Regions from separate parts of the Mus musculus genome. Here region 2 is linked to region 1. The links are chromatin loops, found by intact Hi-C in ENCODE. Cell type or tissue: left cerebral cortex. All regions are shown on one strand.

The links. A loop is a pair of places that touch in the nucleus more often than their neighbours do. Peaks named below come from ENCODE experiments on the same cell type or tissue, not always from the same donor. Only the 100,000 strongest peaks of a DNase experiment are listed, where the experiment ranks them.
Region 2: a loop joins it to region 1, with 5 times the contacts of the local background. A loop is called at or near these places in 10 of 42 quality-filtered maps.

The regions. Positions count from the first base shown.
Region 1 is chr3:64,552,553-64,560,552 of GRCm38, reverse strand. It overlaps Vmn2r6 (vomeronasal 2, receptor 6), which reads left to right and starts at 735. Exons shown (of 5, transcript NM_001104619.1): 1 at 735-1,010; 2 at 3,676-4,545. The coding sequence starts at 744. In left cerebral cortex, no CTCF peak of the experiment used is centred here; no DNase peak of the experiment used is centred here.
Region 2 is chr3:64,418,615-64,426,614 of GRCm38, reverse strand. No RefSeq gene overlaps it. Among named protein-coding and RNA genes, the nearest start is that of Vmn2r4, 13 kb to the right of the region's middle. In left cerebral cortex, no CTCF peak of the experiment used is centred here; no DNase peak of the experiment used is centred here.

The sequences.
Region 1 (8,000 bases):
AATAAGCAGAAGAAATAAAACCACACTTCAATGAGGCTAACTACATCTAAGAAGTAATTTCATACCAGTAAAACAAAAAGAAGAAACACACACACACACACACACACACACACACACACACACACAGAGAGAGAGAGAGAGAGAGAGAGAGAGAGAGAGAGAGAGAGAGAGAGAGAGGAGAGAGAGAGAGAGAGATATTATGTCAACACCAACATAAAAATAGCAGGAATTTCCCATCATTGGTCATTAATATCTCTACACACCTCAACAACAAAGATAGATATTACCTCAGAATAAATGGGCTGAAAAAGGTCTCACAGGTAATCAGAGACAAGAAACAAGCTGGAGTAAGCCATCCTATCTTACTTTTAAAAAATACTGCAGTATTTATTTAGAAGATGTATATTGTCATCAGTATGAACTTGGAAATTAACTAACAAGATGATAAGCAATGTTCAGGTGCAGTTTCTTCTGTTTTCTGCTTTTCCTTAATTGTGTTTCCTCACTGGCTCTTTCTTTAAATTACTGATCTTTTCTATACTTGAATGATTTTCTACTTCTAGTGTCTTTCTCTAGTTGTAATAACTTCCCACACTACCTGTCTGTCTGCTGTGCTCTCCCCAGCTCTCTATCATTCTTCAAGCATTTGTGTAGCAGTTACAGTCTAGGATACATGGTCTTGGAATTTCTTTGCTCATCCATCTGTTCTCAACCCAAGGTTTAATTTCCGGGGTTTCCGCTGGATGAAAACCATGATCCACACCATCAAGGAGATTAATGAGAGGAAGGATATTTTGCCCAATCACACTCTGGGCTACCAGATCTTTGACAACTGTTTCTCCACCACCAAAGCAATGGAGTCATCTTCAGTGTTTCTAACAGGGCAGGACGAATACAAATCTAACTGGAGAAACAGCACTGGAAAATTTCTAGTTGGAATTATTGGAGCAGGAGGATCAACTATGTCAGCTGCTGTTTCAAGAATTGTAGGGATTCATAATGTCCCTCAGGTATCTTGGAAAAGTGTACTATGTGCTAAGAAAGAAATACAAACACTGTGCCATGATGGGTAGCACATGCCTTTAATTCCAGAACTTGGGAGGCATAGGCAGGTGAATCTCTATGCACTCAAAGACAGCCTATTCAACAAAGTGAGTGCCAAGACAGTAAGGGCTGTTGCAAAAGAAAATTCTTTCTCAAAAAGACCAGAAAGAAAAGAAAGAGAGAAATATGAGGAACATGTAGACATTATCTATGAGGTATAGAGATGCTGCACTAAGCTACAGAGAGACGATAGAATGGGTTCCAGTTCTTAAAGTTACTCAGTTCAACCCAGCCCTGGCAATGTGAATATCGCTCCTTATTAAGAAGGCACTTGATATTGCTCAAACTGCTGGAGAATCATCTTTTCATTGACTAACATGGTCAATGGGCCCCGAGCACTGTGTGGGGCAGGATGGAGTTTATCTATAAATACTCGGTAGCTGATTGGTGGCTGTAATAAGGCACAGGTTTTGCTTTGAGTCTTGTTGATCTTTGAGAATCATAAGCACAATCATCATACTGACATTCTAAAATGAGATTGAGATTTCCCATTAGCTAACTTAATAAGTTATTTTAAACCCAGAGAGATCGACATATGTAAATATAAGAATATGTAATTGAAAAACATTAATTATTAGGAAAATAAAAAGTTCTAGAATTATTTCAAAGCCTGTGTCAGTAAAGTGTCAGGATGTATTGATGTGAATGAGAGCAAGATTATTGGTGATTCTGAAATAATGGCAGTTTTTCATTCACCTTTCCTCCATCCATCCTATATCCTGTATTTCCTCCTCTTATCTTTTCTTTCCTGTTTCTTCTCTCTCTCTCCCTTCCTTCCTTCCTTCCTTCCTTCCTTCCTTCCTTCCTTCCTTCCTTCCTTTCTCTTTCTTTCTTTCTTTCTTTCTTTCTTTCTTTCTTTCTCTCTCTCTCTTTCTCTCTCTCCCTCCCTCCCTCCCTCCCTCCCTCCCTCCTTCCCTCCCTTCCTCCCTCCCTCCCTCCCCCTCTCTCTCTTTCTTTCTTTCTTTCTTTCTTTCTTTCTTTCTTTCTTTCTTTCTTTCTTTCTTTCTCTCTTTCCTTCTTACTTTCTTTCCTTCTTTCTCTTTGTTTCCTCATCCTTCCAGTCCTTCCTCCCTATCATCCTAAATTCCTTTCTTTCCTTTTCTTTGTTGCTACTCCAGATAAAATCCAGGTACTGGTTTGTGGTAGACAAATTCTCCATTAATTACCCACAATGCCAATCAAATACAGTATTTAATTTAGAGAGCTCAAAATGTGAGTTGGAAGAATAGGGAAATAAGGTGGAAAAGAATGAAAGGAAAGGTGAGTGACTTTGCATATATCTTAGGTATATATGGGCTTCATGTGGTTTATCCAAACTGCAGATGCTATGAGCTCTGTTTTTCTTAAACTCTTATGAATTCAAAAATAGAATAGAAACCTTCAGATATATTTCTTCATAAGCCTTTTAGTCACTCTAGAAAAAAGAATGAACTAAAATTTCAGTTTAACATACTGATATTTAGAAATTAAAAAGTATAGGTATCATGATGTTAATTTTCTTGTGGAAGAAACAAAGATGGAGGAGGTCCAAGTAACAAAATTTTATATGATAAATAATTCACTAGACCTCAGAAACCTGATATCACTCCTTCTCAAGAGGTTTATTTCAACAAAATAGCTTCAGTGAATCTGTTGTCTGTATGGTTAGACAGGAAAATAAATATTAGAAGGTGCAATAAGAGAATAAAAATGACATGGAAAAACAGAAGACAGGAATAATAAACAAAGGAATCAACTGGATATTTGGAGTTATAGTACATCACATTGGAAGTGATATCTTAAGCGCATGAGACTGAATTGAAGAGAAGGTAAAATATTTAGGGTATATGTTAGCACTTACAGGGTATGTTACATCAAAGATACATGAAGGAGTGTCAGGGGTATGTGCTCACCTGCTCTTCATGCTTAGGTCTCCCTAAATGCCAAGAGCAAATGAGGTCGGCTGATGAAGTAAGGAAGGCATCTTTTTCATTTATATAACCATGTACCTTAAAAAGAGAGAGTTTCTGGTAACTTTGTAGGACAAGAGTGTTTACTCTTCTGATTAAAGAACTCCATTCTTTCATGTCGCTCAAGAAAAGATTTGGGACCTACATACTCAGGACTCCTGACAGCAGGAAATGATAAGAGAGAAGCAAGAGCATAACACAATTAAGATATCAGAGGTTAGACAGAGAGAACACACAGGAGATAAAGTCGTGTGACAGCAGATTGAGACTTAGTCTCAACAAATCATCTCTGTACAGCAGATGCTACACCTGAGGAAGAAACTGAATATTCTGACACAGGGGAGTGAAAAATGTCAAAGATGCTGGAGGAAAATGCAAGGGACATTCCTGAAACTGCTGTGGTTCCACCCATAAAACTAGTGATAGAGCAACCAAAGAGTTGTCAAAATTGTCCCCATCTACACCCAGAAAGTAGAAGATTAAACAGGAAGTCACTGTCTACAGTAGGATGTGAGGGCAAAGGGATCCCTGTTCACCTCCTTCTCAAATATTCACAAACTGTCATTTTCATTTTAAATTTTGGCTACAGCTTTCTAGTAACTATAAATATTTTAAATTCCAGGTGGGATATGCTTCTTCCTCCTCAATTTTTAGTAATGATATTCAATTTCCATACATTCTACGCACAATACCCAGTGATAAATTCCAGTCTGAGGCCATCGTGAATTTAATTAGACACTTTGGTTGGGTCTGGGTAGGTGCTATTGCATCTGATGATGATTATGGAAAATATGGAGTGAGATTCTTTAGGGAAGAAATGGAGAGGGCCAACCTTTGTGTTGCTTTCTCTGAAACCATTCCAAAAGTCTACTCCAATGAGAAAATGAAAATAGCTGTTGATGCAGTAAAGAGTTCCACTGCCAAAGTCATTGTGCTTTATGCAACTGACATTGACCTCTGCCCCTTTGTGCTGGAAGTGATTCATCATAACATAACTGACAGGACATGGATAGCCACCGAAGCCTGGATTACCTCAGCTCTCATTGCAAAGCCTGAGTATTTCCCCTATTTTGGTGGAACTATTGGATTTGCAGTACCAAGAAGTGTTATACCAGGACTAAAAGAATTCCTTTATGATGTACACCCTAGCAAGGATCCAAATGATGTCTTGACCATTGAATTCTGGCAAACTGCTTTTAACTGTACCTGGCCCAACAGCACTGTGCCATACAATGTGGACCACCGAGTGAATATGACTGGTAAAGAAGACAGACTGTATGACATGTCTGATCAGCTCTGCACTGGAGAGGAGAAGCTGCAAGATCTGAAAAGTACCTATCTGGATACATCACAGCTAAGAATCACAAACAATGTCAGACAAGCTGTGTATCTTTTGGCTCATGCGATAGATCGTTTTAGCCAAGCTGACATAAGAGAAGAATATAGGGAAAGTGCAGTACTTGAAAATAAACCTGACTTTGAGTCTGGAAAGGTATGTTATTTGACCATATGATTTAGTATAATATAAAATCAAGTGTTTACACCTATGTTCATACCTCTGAAACTGCTAATTTGCTTCCATGTGATTGTATATCATCAAAACATGTCTGGGTGACTTGATTATTTATTTTCAATCGTCATTTCTTACTAGGTTGCTAGGTTTGTTGTCAGTGATAACAAACCTATCTCCCATAAAAATTATTAACGCACTTTACAAAATATACTGTTATTCTTCACAGCAATGACATATATTGTGTCTAGGAGTAAAGCATGAGATATTGCCTCTGGTTTCCTCCTTTGGTATGTTCCCCATATACAATAATACAACTCCAAATCTAATATCACTAAATGGATTCCAAAACATCAGCTTCATGTTAGGCTAGGATATTTATGGCCCTTCAGGTAATGATGATTCCTGAATATTATATACAATTTTCCTTACACTCCATGTCTTTTGTCTTATCTATTTAAATGAAAGAATAGAAAATGAGGTCTTCATATAATATAGCAAGAGGCACTCAAAAGGCTGGATGTCAGGGAATAAAGATTATAGCTGGTATCTAGGACAGTCATGTCTACTGTGCCTGTCCTTCATCATCTGTCAAATGATTCAAGTTGGCAAAAGGTGAGAAGTCTTGAAACATATGCTCATCCATTCAATTTCTGCTTGTTTTTGTCCATCCTTCCAATTTACAAAAGATAAAGAATTTGATCATCAATACTTTGGTCTTGTCATACCCACAGGAGGTCCACTTAACATCACTAATTTGTTACTTCTTCATTGCCTGATCAATATCCCTTTATTTTTATATAACACCCTGTCAATTTACCAGAGGCCACATTGGGTGGGACCATTGCATTTCCAATTAACTTTCCTTTTCAGGTAGGCCCACACTGCACTCAGCTTTGGATGTTCTTAGTCCCCCAAGTAACACACTTCATTATGTGATTCTAAATAGCTACTGAATGTATCAATATAGAGTATTATTTTTTAAGGAAACCAAAGCAATACCCCATATTTACTTATGTTTTGAGATTATCCTACCAATAGACAAGACTAGAAAAGCTTTGAAATTTTGTTATTTACTTGATCATTTCTAAATTACACTGCCTTTTTTGCCTTCTCCTTATTTTACATTTCCTGTTCCTTCTCTTCTTCATACTCCTCCTGAGACAAGTCTACACTGTAAACCATACATCAGTCTATGAGATTAGGAACATGCCCAATACCTACGTGGCATTTCAAAACTCTTGAGAATTATATGATGTTGGAAAAATGTGTAGTACCATCCAATACTTTCAATCAACTAAAATGGTATGAAGGCTGATCAATTGAAGGGTCAAACTGTAGAAGTCTTTGACCATTTATTTGCTTGACTATTGACAAGGAGTAGGTAGAACATTTAATGGACTCAGCATGTGTTAAAATTTCATGATTTTTGACATATTTCATGGGAATTGAGAATAGACTGGAAAAGAGTCAGAAGAAAACTAGAGGCCAGGTAAAATAAAGTATTAAGTGGTAACTAAAAAACTTACTTTTTAAAAATTTTTATTAGGTATTTTCCTCATTTACATTTCAAATGCTATCCCAAAAGTCCCCCATACCCTCCCCCAAATCCCCTACCCACCCACTCCCAATTTTTGGCCCTGGCATTCCCCTGTACTGGGGCATATAAAGTTTGCAAGTCCAATGAGCCTCTCTTTCCATTGAGGGCCATCTTTTGATACATATGCAGCTAGAGTCAAGAGCTCAGGGGAACTGGTTAGTTCATAATGTTGTTCCACCTATAGGGTTGCATATGCCTTTAGCTCCTTGGGTACTTTCTCTAGCTCCTCCATTGGGGGCCCTATGATTAATCCAATAGCTGACTGTGAGTATCCACTTCTGTGTTTGCTAGGCCCTGGTATAGTCTCACAAGAGACAGCTCTATCTGGGCACTTTCAGCAAAATCTTGCTAGTGTGTGCAATGGTGTCAGCGTTTGGAAGCTGATTATGGGATGGATCCCAGGATATGGCAGTCTCTAGATTAGATGGTCCACCCTTTCGTCTCAGCTCCAAACTTTGTAACTCCTTCCATGGGTGTTTTGTTCCCAATTCTAAGAAGTGGCAAAGTGTCCACACTTTGGTCTTTGTTTTTCTTGAGTTTCATGCGTTTAGCAAATTGTATTTTATATCTTGGGTATCCTAAGTTTCTGGGCTAATATCCACTTATCAGTGAGTACATATTGTGTGAGTTCCTTTGTGATTGGGTTACCTCACTCAGGATGATGCCCTCCAGGTCCATCCATTTGGCTAGGAATTTCATAAATTCATTCTTTTTAATAGCTGAGTAGTACTCCATTGTGTAGATGTACCACATTTTCTGTATCCATTCCTCTGTTGAGAGGCTTCTGGGTTCTTTCCAGCTTCTGGCTATTATAGATAAGGCTGCCATGAACATAGTGGAGCATGTGTCCTTCTTACCGGTTGAGACCTCTTCTGGATATATGCCCAGGAGAGGTAATGCGGGATCCTCCGGTAGTACTATGTCCAATTATCTGAGGAACTGCCAGACTGATTTCCAGAGTGGTTGTACAAGCTTGCAATCCCACCAACAATGAAAGAGTGTTCCTCTTTCTCCACATCCTTGCCAGCATCTACTTTCACTTGAATTTTTGATCTTAGCCATTCTGACTGGTGTGAGGTGGAATCTCAGGGTTGTTTTGAGTTGCATTTCCCTGGTGATTAAGGATGTTGAACATTTTTTCAGGTGCTTCTCTGCCATTCGTTATTCCTCAGGTAAGAATTCTTTGTTCAGCTCTGAGCCCCATTTTTTAGTGTTGTTACTTGATTTTCTGGAGCCCACTATCTTGAGTTCTTTATATATATTGGATATTAGTCCCCTATCTGATTTAGGATAGGTAAAGATCTTTTCCCAATCTGTTGGTGGTCTTTTTGTCTTGTTGACGGTGTCTTTTGCCTTGCAGAAGCTTTGCAGCTTTATGAGGTCCCATTTATCGATTCTCTATCCTACTGCACAAGCCATTGCTGTTCTATTGAGGAACTTTTCCCTTGTACCCATATCTTTGAGGCTTTTCCCTACACTCTCCTCTATAAGTTTCAGTGTCTCTGGTTTTAAGTGGAGTTCCTTAATCCACTTAGATTTGACCTTAGTACAAGGAGATAGGAATGGATCAATTCGCATTCTTCTACATGATAACCGCCAGTTGTGCCAGCACCATTTATTGAAAATGCTGTCTTTTTTCCACTGGATGGTTTTAGCTCCCTTGTCAAAGATCAAACAACCATAGGTGTGTGGGTTCACTTCTGGGCCTTCAATTCGGTTCCATTTGTCTACTTGTCTGTCGCTATACCAGTACCATGCAGTTTTTATCACAATTGCTCTGTAGTACAGATTTAGGTCAGACATGGAGTTTCCACCAGAGTTTCTTTTATCCTTGAGA
Region 2 (8,000 bases), 130 kb after region 1:
TCAACTCTGGACATACCTGTAAGAGATATTTTTTACTGCTTTTATTGAGATAAGAAGTTTTATCCACCAGAGATGGTAGCATTTTCTGATGGGGAATCTCAGACTGTATGAAATGGGACAAGTATGATAAAAACCAGCATCACTTTATAGACTCCTACATTACAATCTGATTTCAAGTGCATTTCTGGCTCCTCATTGCTAATGCCTTTCAGTCCGTACATATGTAATCACCAAGCATGCCCCCACAGGAGATGCCTTGAAACTCAAGAAGAAGGAAGACCAGAGTATCTTCCTTACTTCTTCATTCCTTCTTAGAATGGGGAACAAAATACCCATGGAAGGAGTTATAGAGACAAAGTTCAGAGCTGAGATGGAAGGAAGGATCATGCAGAGACTGCCCCACCTGGGGATCCATACCTTAATCAACCACCATATGCAGACACTGTTGCATATGTCAACGAGATTTTGCTGAAGGGACCCTGATATAGCTGTCTCTTGTGAGGCTATGCCAGTGCCTGGCAGATACAGAAGTGGATGCTCACAGTCATCTATTGGATGGAATACAGGGCCCCCAATGGAGGAGCTAGAGAAAGTACCCAAGGAGGTGGAGGGGTTTGTTTCCCTATAGAGGAACATCAGTATGAACTAACCAGTACCCCCTGAGCTCATTTCTCTAGCTGCATATGTAGCAGAAGATGGCCAAACTGGCCATCATTGGTAGGAGAGGCCCTTGGTCTTCCAAATATTATATGCTTCAATACAAGGAAATGCAAGGGCCAGGAAGCTGGAGTAGGTGGGCTGGAGAGCAGGGCGGGCAGAGGGTATAAGGGACTTTTGAGATAGCATCTGAATTGTAAATGAAGAAAATATCTAATAAAAATTTGTTTAAAAAAAGAGATATGAATGTTCTCTATTTTCTGGTGTCAGCAGTACCTGCTGTACTTGGTAGAATTCCCTGCTGAACTTCTTAATCCTGGAGATTTCCTATCCTTCTGCCTGTGGTGAGGAAATCATCAGATCTTATTTAATCTGTTTGAACAATTCCAGAAGCTTTTTCAAGGTACAACATATATCCAATATGTCCTTGCTTCTGTAATTTAGCTATTCAGATTACAACTGAATAGATACTTATTTATAGAGACCACACACACACAAACCCATATACAAATACAAACAGAGACACACATAAACACACACACACAGAGATACACACACTTGGATTTGGTTATCATATTTTATGCCATTAATGTAGGAGGCATGTCAAATGTGCAATGAAAATATTAATCTTTTTATGGGATATTTTATTCATTTATATTTCACATGTAATTTCCTTTCCAAGTTTCTCCACTGGAAAACTCCTATCCCATTCCCCCTCTTCCTGCTTCTATGAGGGTGCTCTCCCATCCACACACCTGCACCTGTCATTCCCCTCCACTGGGGCATCAAGCATTCCTAGGACCAAGGGTCTCTTTCCTTACTGATGTTTGAAAAGACCATTCTCTGCTACATATGCTGCTGGAGCCATGGATCCTCCATGTGTACTCTTTGGTTGGTGTTCCCTCTCCCGCTGGGAGCACTGGGAGGTCTGGTTGGTTATATTGATTTTCTTCCTATGGGTTGCAAACCCCTTCAGCTCCTTCAGTCCTTAAGTCCTCCATTGGGGACCATGTCTCAGTCCAATGGTTGACTATAAGCCTCCACCTCTGTATTTGTTACGGAACCAGGCTCTTCCACAGTATTCAACAAAGTAAACCTTAAGCCCAAAATCAGTTACTCTGGGTTACAGGTTCTTTCAGAATTTGGTTCAATTATTCTAAACATAATTAACACTTCTGAGGTCTTCAAGCATCCTCACATTAATCTTCCCCAGTTTCTACACTGTTGGGACACCTGTTTGAACATAAATCAGTATTATGGAACAGTGATTTCATTATTAATTTGTCTGCTTTTCAAATTAAAAAAAAAATGAAAACGAGTCCCTAAACCCAGGTATAACCTTTCAAAAGATACATTTGATTGGTCCATATTATCCCTTAGACAATACTACTTGTGCTGAAAACTTTCTCACTTCTGATTGGCACTAACTTTGGACCAGGAGCAACTTGGACCTCTTATTCAAATAAAGTCAAAGAATACTCTTAAGTCTCTAGTGCCCAAATCTCTACACATAGTATCAAGAAGGATCACAGAGTTATTCACAAACTACTTCTGAGAAAAATCTAGGCAGAAAATCTACAAAACAAAACAGGTCCCATGAGAGGTGAAGCTAGATTATAAATACAGAAATTGACAGACAGCATTAATCCTATCTAGAAGAATGGTTAATAGATTGTCTTTTAGTCTTGGCTCTCAGGGAAAAGTGGAAGTTTAGCATCAAAGACAAAGAAGAGGAAGAAGTGATGTCACTCCAGCAAATGAAAGATTAAGTGGAGCAACTTGGCAAGCTGGTGAGGAGCGCAGCCCCCTAAAGGGAGCCAGCTCCTGACTCTCTTTGTTTTTTGGCAAGCTGCTCATCCTTCCATGCTTAAGTAGCCTCCTTTCTGACATAGCAATAGTAATATTTTCTAGCTCTTGCCACAGCTGAAATGAGATATTGACTGTATTTTGCATCAAGTGATACTGTCTACAAGAAAACCCTCAATAAGTATCTTTAAAACACATTAAAATTTATTTTTTAAAAATTAAAGTTAAAGCTATTCAAAATTGTGGGACATGAAAAGAAGAGCAATAAATAACCCACTAGGCTCCCCCCAAAAAAGGGTCCAATTCAGGCTCCACCAAGCAAGATTATAAGGTTTGTATCCATACACTCAGGGAAATGTCTTGGAATAAGTGAATACTCAGCTATTGCACACAGAGACATATGTGCATAAACACACACACACACACACACACACACACACATACATACACACACACATACACACACACAGAAAGAGAAGGGAGAGGGAGAAGGAGAGGGAGAGGGGGGAGACAGAGAAAGAGAGAGGGAGGGAGAGAGAGAGAGGGACAGGGGAGAGAGCTATGAAAACTGAAACATAAGTATATTGCTAGAAGGGACAAACACTTATATTCAGCTGATTATTGAGAAAAGGTAGTTCTGTACTTTCACTTTTATCCCCTTCCTGGCTTCATTTGCTATCCCAAAAGTTCCCATACCCTCCCTCCCCCAATCCCCTACCCACCCATTCCCACTTCTTGGCCCTGGCATTCCTCTGTTCTGAGGCATATAAAGATTGCAAGAACAATGGGCCTCTCTTTCCAGTGATGGCCAACTAGGGCATCTTCTGATACATATGTAGCTAGAGACACAATCTCTGGGGGATACTGGTTAGTTCATAAAGTTGTTCCACCTGTAGGGTTGCAGACCCCTTTAGCTCCTTGGGTACTTTCTCTAGCTCATCCATTGGGGGCCCTGTGATCCATCCAATAGCTGACTGTGAGCATCCACTTCTGTGTTTGCTAGGCCCGGGCATAGCCTCACATACACTAGCAAGATTTTGCTGAAAGGACCCTGATATAGCTGTCTCCTGTAAGGCTATGAAGAGGCAGTGTTTTTAAGTCCAGTCTGAGCTGCAGAATGAGTTTCAGGACGGTCATGGCTACACAGAGAAACCCTGTGTCAAAAGACTAAACCAAACCAAACCAAACCAAACCAAACCAAACCAAAACAAACCAAAACAAACCAAAACAAACCAAAGAAACAGTAAGAAAAGAGTTTGATCAGAAATGATTTCTTGGAGACATTTATAATTATCCCTACTTTAGAATTTCCAGGTTATTTCAGACCTATACACACATTTTATTTTATTTGCCATTCATCACTGTTTACCACTATGAAAACCTTTCTATTTACTTTCTATCTACTTATTCTGTTATTGGTCTGAAAACCATAAGTGTAACTTGGCTCCACAGAATTACAGCCAGAGGGCTAGCTGAGCTGCTTACTAGAAGCTTGAGGAGTCACTTCTTTGGTTTAACTTAGTGGCTGGAGAGACCACCCCAACACAGTCCTGCTCATTTTGGTTATATCCTGTGAAGCAGCCCTCGCTGTTACTCTCTGTAAAGACACCTGTGAAGTTATCAATGTGCACTCAAAAATGATCAACACATTGTTTCTCTGGTATCTTCCATCCCCACTGACTCTTACAAATTGGGGGCCTCATTTTCCACATACTTTCCATATCACTAAGGGGAGGAATTTCATGAAAACCTTTCACGTAGGTCTGTGTGTTCCAAAGTCTCTCACTCTCTGCACATTTTCAAGTTGTGAGTCACTATCTGACTTTCCATGAGCTTTCAGGGGGAATCTTCTGAGTCAGACATTGATCTATGGGTAGAGCAGAGTCTCATTAGAAATCATTTTACACCTACTTTCCTTTAGCAGAATGGTTGATCTTCCCTTATCTACTCTCAGGTTCTTGACTACCCAAGCAGTGTCAGGATTGATTTTCCCCTCATAGAATTGACCCTAAATATCACTATAGAGTACTTGCTTACTCTCAAAATGTTTGTGCCACTGTTATACTACAATATCATGCAGGCAGGTCACCATTGTAGATAGAAGTGTTTGTAACTGGATTGCTGTCTATACCTTTCCCCTGCTTGGTGTGCAGAGTACCTTCTAGTACCAGTAAGAGTAAAGTTTCCAGTTAGGCACCATCTTGATATTTAATACTCAATGCTATATGTATGACCTACTGGACTTTCAGCTTTGGAGTGGGTACTGAATTTTCCGGCAAAGAATGACTTTGGTATTGGCATTTGAAACACAGAAACAGTACTGGGCTATAAGAGGAGGTAAGGGTGTCTGCAGGAAGGAGGAAAGATGGAGCCACTGTAAGATTAAAGGATTCATTTAGTCCATAATATACTGTTGTACTGTTCTAGTTTGTTTTTTTACTGCAGTAGTAAACACAATGACAAAGGGCAAATGAAAGAAAAGGGTTTGTCTTACATGTTAAAAGTTGTCACTGACAACCCTATAGGAGGAACAACGATATGAACTAACCAGTATCCCTCAGAGCTGTGTCTCTAGTTGCATATGTACCAGAGGATGGCCTAGTCACCATCAATGGGAGGAGAGGCCCTTGGTATTGAGAAGATCATGTGCCCCAGCACAGGAGAATGCCAGGGCCAGGAAGTGGGAGTGGGTGGGTTGGGGAGCAGGGTGGGGGGAGGGTATAGGGAGCTATGTGGATACCATTTGAAATGTAAATGAATAAAATATGTAATAAAAAAAGAAGTTGTCACTGAGATAAGCCAGTGTATCAATATGAAGATACAGAATAAATCACAGACCAGGCAGGAATGCCCCTTACTGGCTTGCTCTCACTGAATTGCTCAGCTACCTATGTTAACCATCTCATACCCACTTGCATAAGGATGGCATCTTCTATGGTGGGGTGAGTTCTCCTATATCAATTAACCAGCAAGATGTGGCCAAATACAATCTGATGAAGGCAATTCTTTGATTGTTATTTCCTCCTCCCAGCTGCCAATAGTTTGTGTCAAGTTCTTAGAAATTATGCAGGATACACCCTGTCTATGGTGGCCATCATTCTTTTAATATAAGTATTCCTCATAATGAAGCTCCTGCCTTGCTTTTAAAAGGAAGCAAAGGTCTCTTTCCCTGTAAAACCACATAATAATGGCACAAGCATGATATTATCCCTATGTACTATTCTTTCCCCTCAAGGGGTGATTTGGCTCCCAAGGATGCAAGATCCTCTGTCCTAAGGAAGTGCATTGCAAAAGGGTAGATTCAGGTTATCCATATTTCCAAAGAAAACAATGGCATACCCTTTTTTCTAGCAATGTCAACCCAGGCATGTAGTCATTTTCCACTGCCAAATAAAATGAAAATCTGCTTCCAATAAGAAGTATCATGGGGCAACGAAAACTCTGAAAGAACATTGTTGTACACAACATGGAATGACATAGACCATGAGATAACCTGACCTCAACATCTTCCTTAATAAAAAGAACACCTAGGAAATGTGAAACTAAGTGTATTGTTGATTTCCCTATTGATTCAGAGAGTTCTCCTTAGGAAACAAGGTAATGATTACTATGTCCATGCGTGTACTGTCATGGTACAAGAATTACCTGGTGTTGCATCATTAACTGAGATTCAAACTGGTCAAAAACCTGAACAACTATTCTGGGAAATGTGATGTGCATGGAATGTCTGATAAGCTGTGGCTGACCAAAGTCTGTGGTCCAGTATGAGTTCACCATGGCAGATATGATGCTCTGTCTTCTCAGAATTCCCAATATCAATCATCATCAGGATACATGGGTCATGAGCCTTTTTTTTCCTGTTGTCTGACTTCCATGTCATAGGTTTTTTTATTATTATTATTTTTAATTAGGTATTTTCTTCATTTACATTTCCAATGCTATCCCAAAAGTCCCCCAAACCCTTTCCCCCTCCCATCCCCCCTCCCACTTCTTGGCCCTGGTGTTCCCCTGTACTGAGGCATATAAAGTTTGCAAGAACAATGGGCCTCTCTTTCCACTGATGGCCAACTAGGTCATCTGATACATACACAGCTAGAGACATGAGCTCCAGGGGGTACTGGTTAGTTCATATTGTTGTTCCATCTATAGGGTTGCAGACCCCTTTAGCTCCTTGGGTACTTTCTCTAGCTCCTCCATTGGGGCCCTGTGATCCATCCAATAGCTGACTGTGAGCATCCACTTCTGTGTTTGCTAGGCCCCGGCATAGCCTCGAAAGAGACAGCTATATCAGGGTCCTTTCAGCAAAGTATTGCTAGTGTGTGCAATGGTGTCAGTGTTTGGAGGCTGATTATGGGATAGATCCCCGGATATGGCAGGCAGTCTCTAGATGGTCCATCCTTTTGTCTCAGCTCCAATCTTTGTTTCTGTAAATCCTTCCATGGGTGTTTTGTTCCCAATTCTAAGAAGGAGCAAAGTGTCCACACTTTCCTCTTCATTCTTCTTGAGTTTCATGTGTTTTGGTAATTGAATCTTGTATCTTGGGTATTCTAAGTTTCTGGGCTAATATCCACTGATCAGTGAGTACATATCATGTGAGTTCTTTTGTGATTGGGTTACCTCACTCAGGATGATGCCCTATAGGTCCATTCATTTGCCTAGGAATTTCATAAATTCATTCTTTTTAATAGCTGAGTAGTACTCCATTGTGTAAATGTACCACATTTTCTGTATCCATTCCTCTGTTGAAAAATCATAACTCAAAACATCCAGGAAATCCAGGACACAATGAAAAGTCCAAAACTATGGTCATGAGCTTTTTTGTAAATTCATACAAACTTTAAATACTCTTTGCCTGTGTTGAGGAAAGTCTCCTTTCTTACTGGCAAAGACAAGTCTGGACAGAATATCTTCCTATTATTAGAGGACAGACTGATTATTGCCAGTGTTCTTACATATTTGCAAGGATGAAACAGAACAAGGGACAATGGAGGAGCATATAGTCACATTTCAGACCTAGGAGTGTTCACATGCAATTAAACACCATGGTTACTTCTATCAACATCCATATGGCATTGAAAAAATTTAGTTTTTAGCTTAACTGAGGTATAGCAAAGTTATTTGCAGAGCTTGCTTCCCCTATCTCCTCCTGTCTCCTGCTGCTTAAAGAATTTTCCCTTTCCCTGCCAGTGTAAACAAATTCAAGACCACCTGGCCACTTCCTTATCTGCAGGGACAGAGTAGTGGTGATAGAGACCACAGCTGTCAGAAATGACCTTCCTTGAGAAGACTTTCCTACCCCTTCTCAGTCTAAATTCTGAGGAAAACTACAAACTGCTTCGACCTTGCTAATTGCTGACAAAGTTTTCTGCCAAATTAAAGTTATACTGTTGCTTTATTAGCCAATAATAAAATAGATGTGTGAGCCCCTCCAAAAAAGTATAAATTTGTTGTATTTTAGACAATTGGTGTAGACTCCCTGCAAGGCTGAGCAACCCCACTTGCACTGGAATCAAAACCTCTTGTTATTACAGTGATCT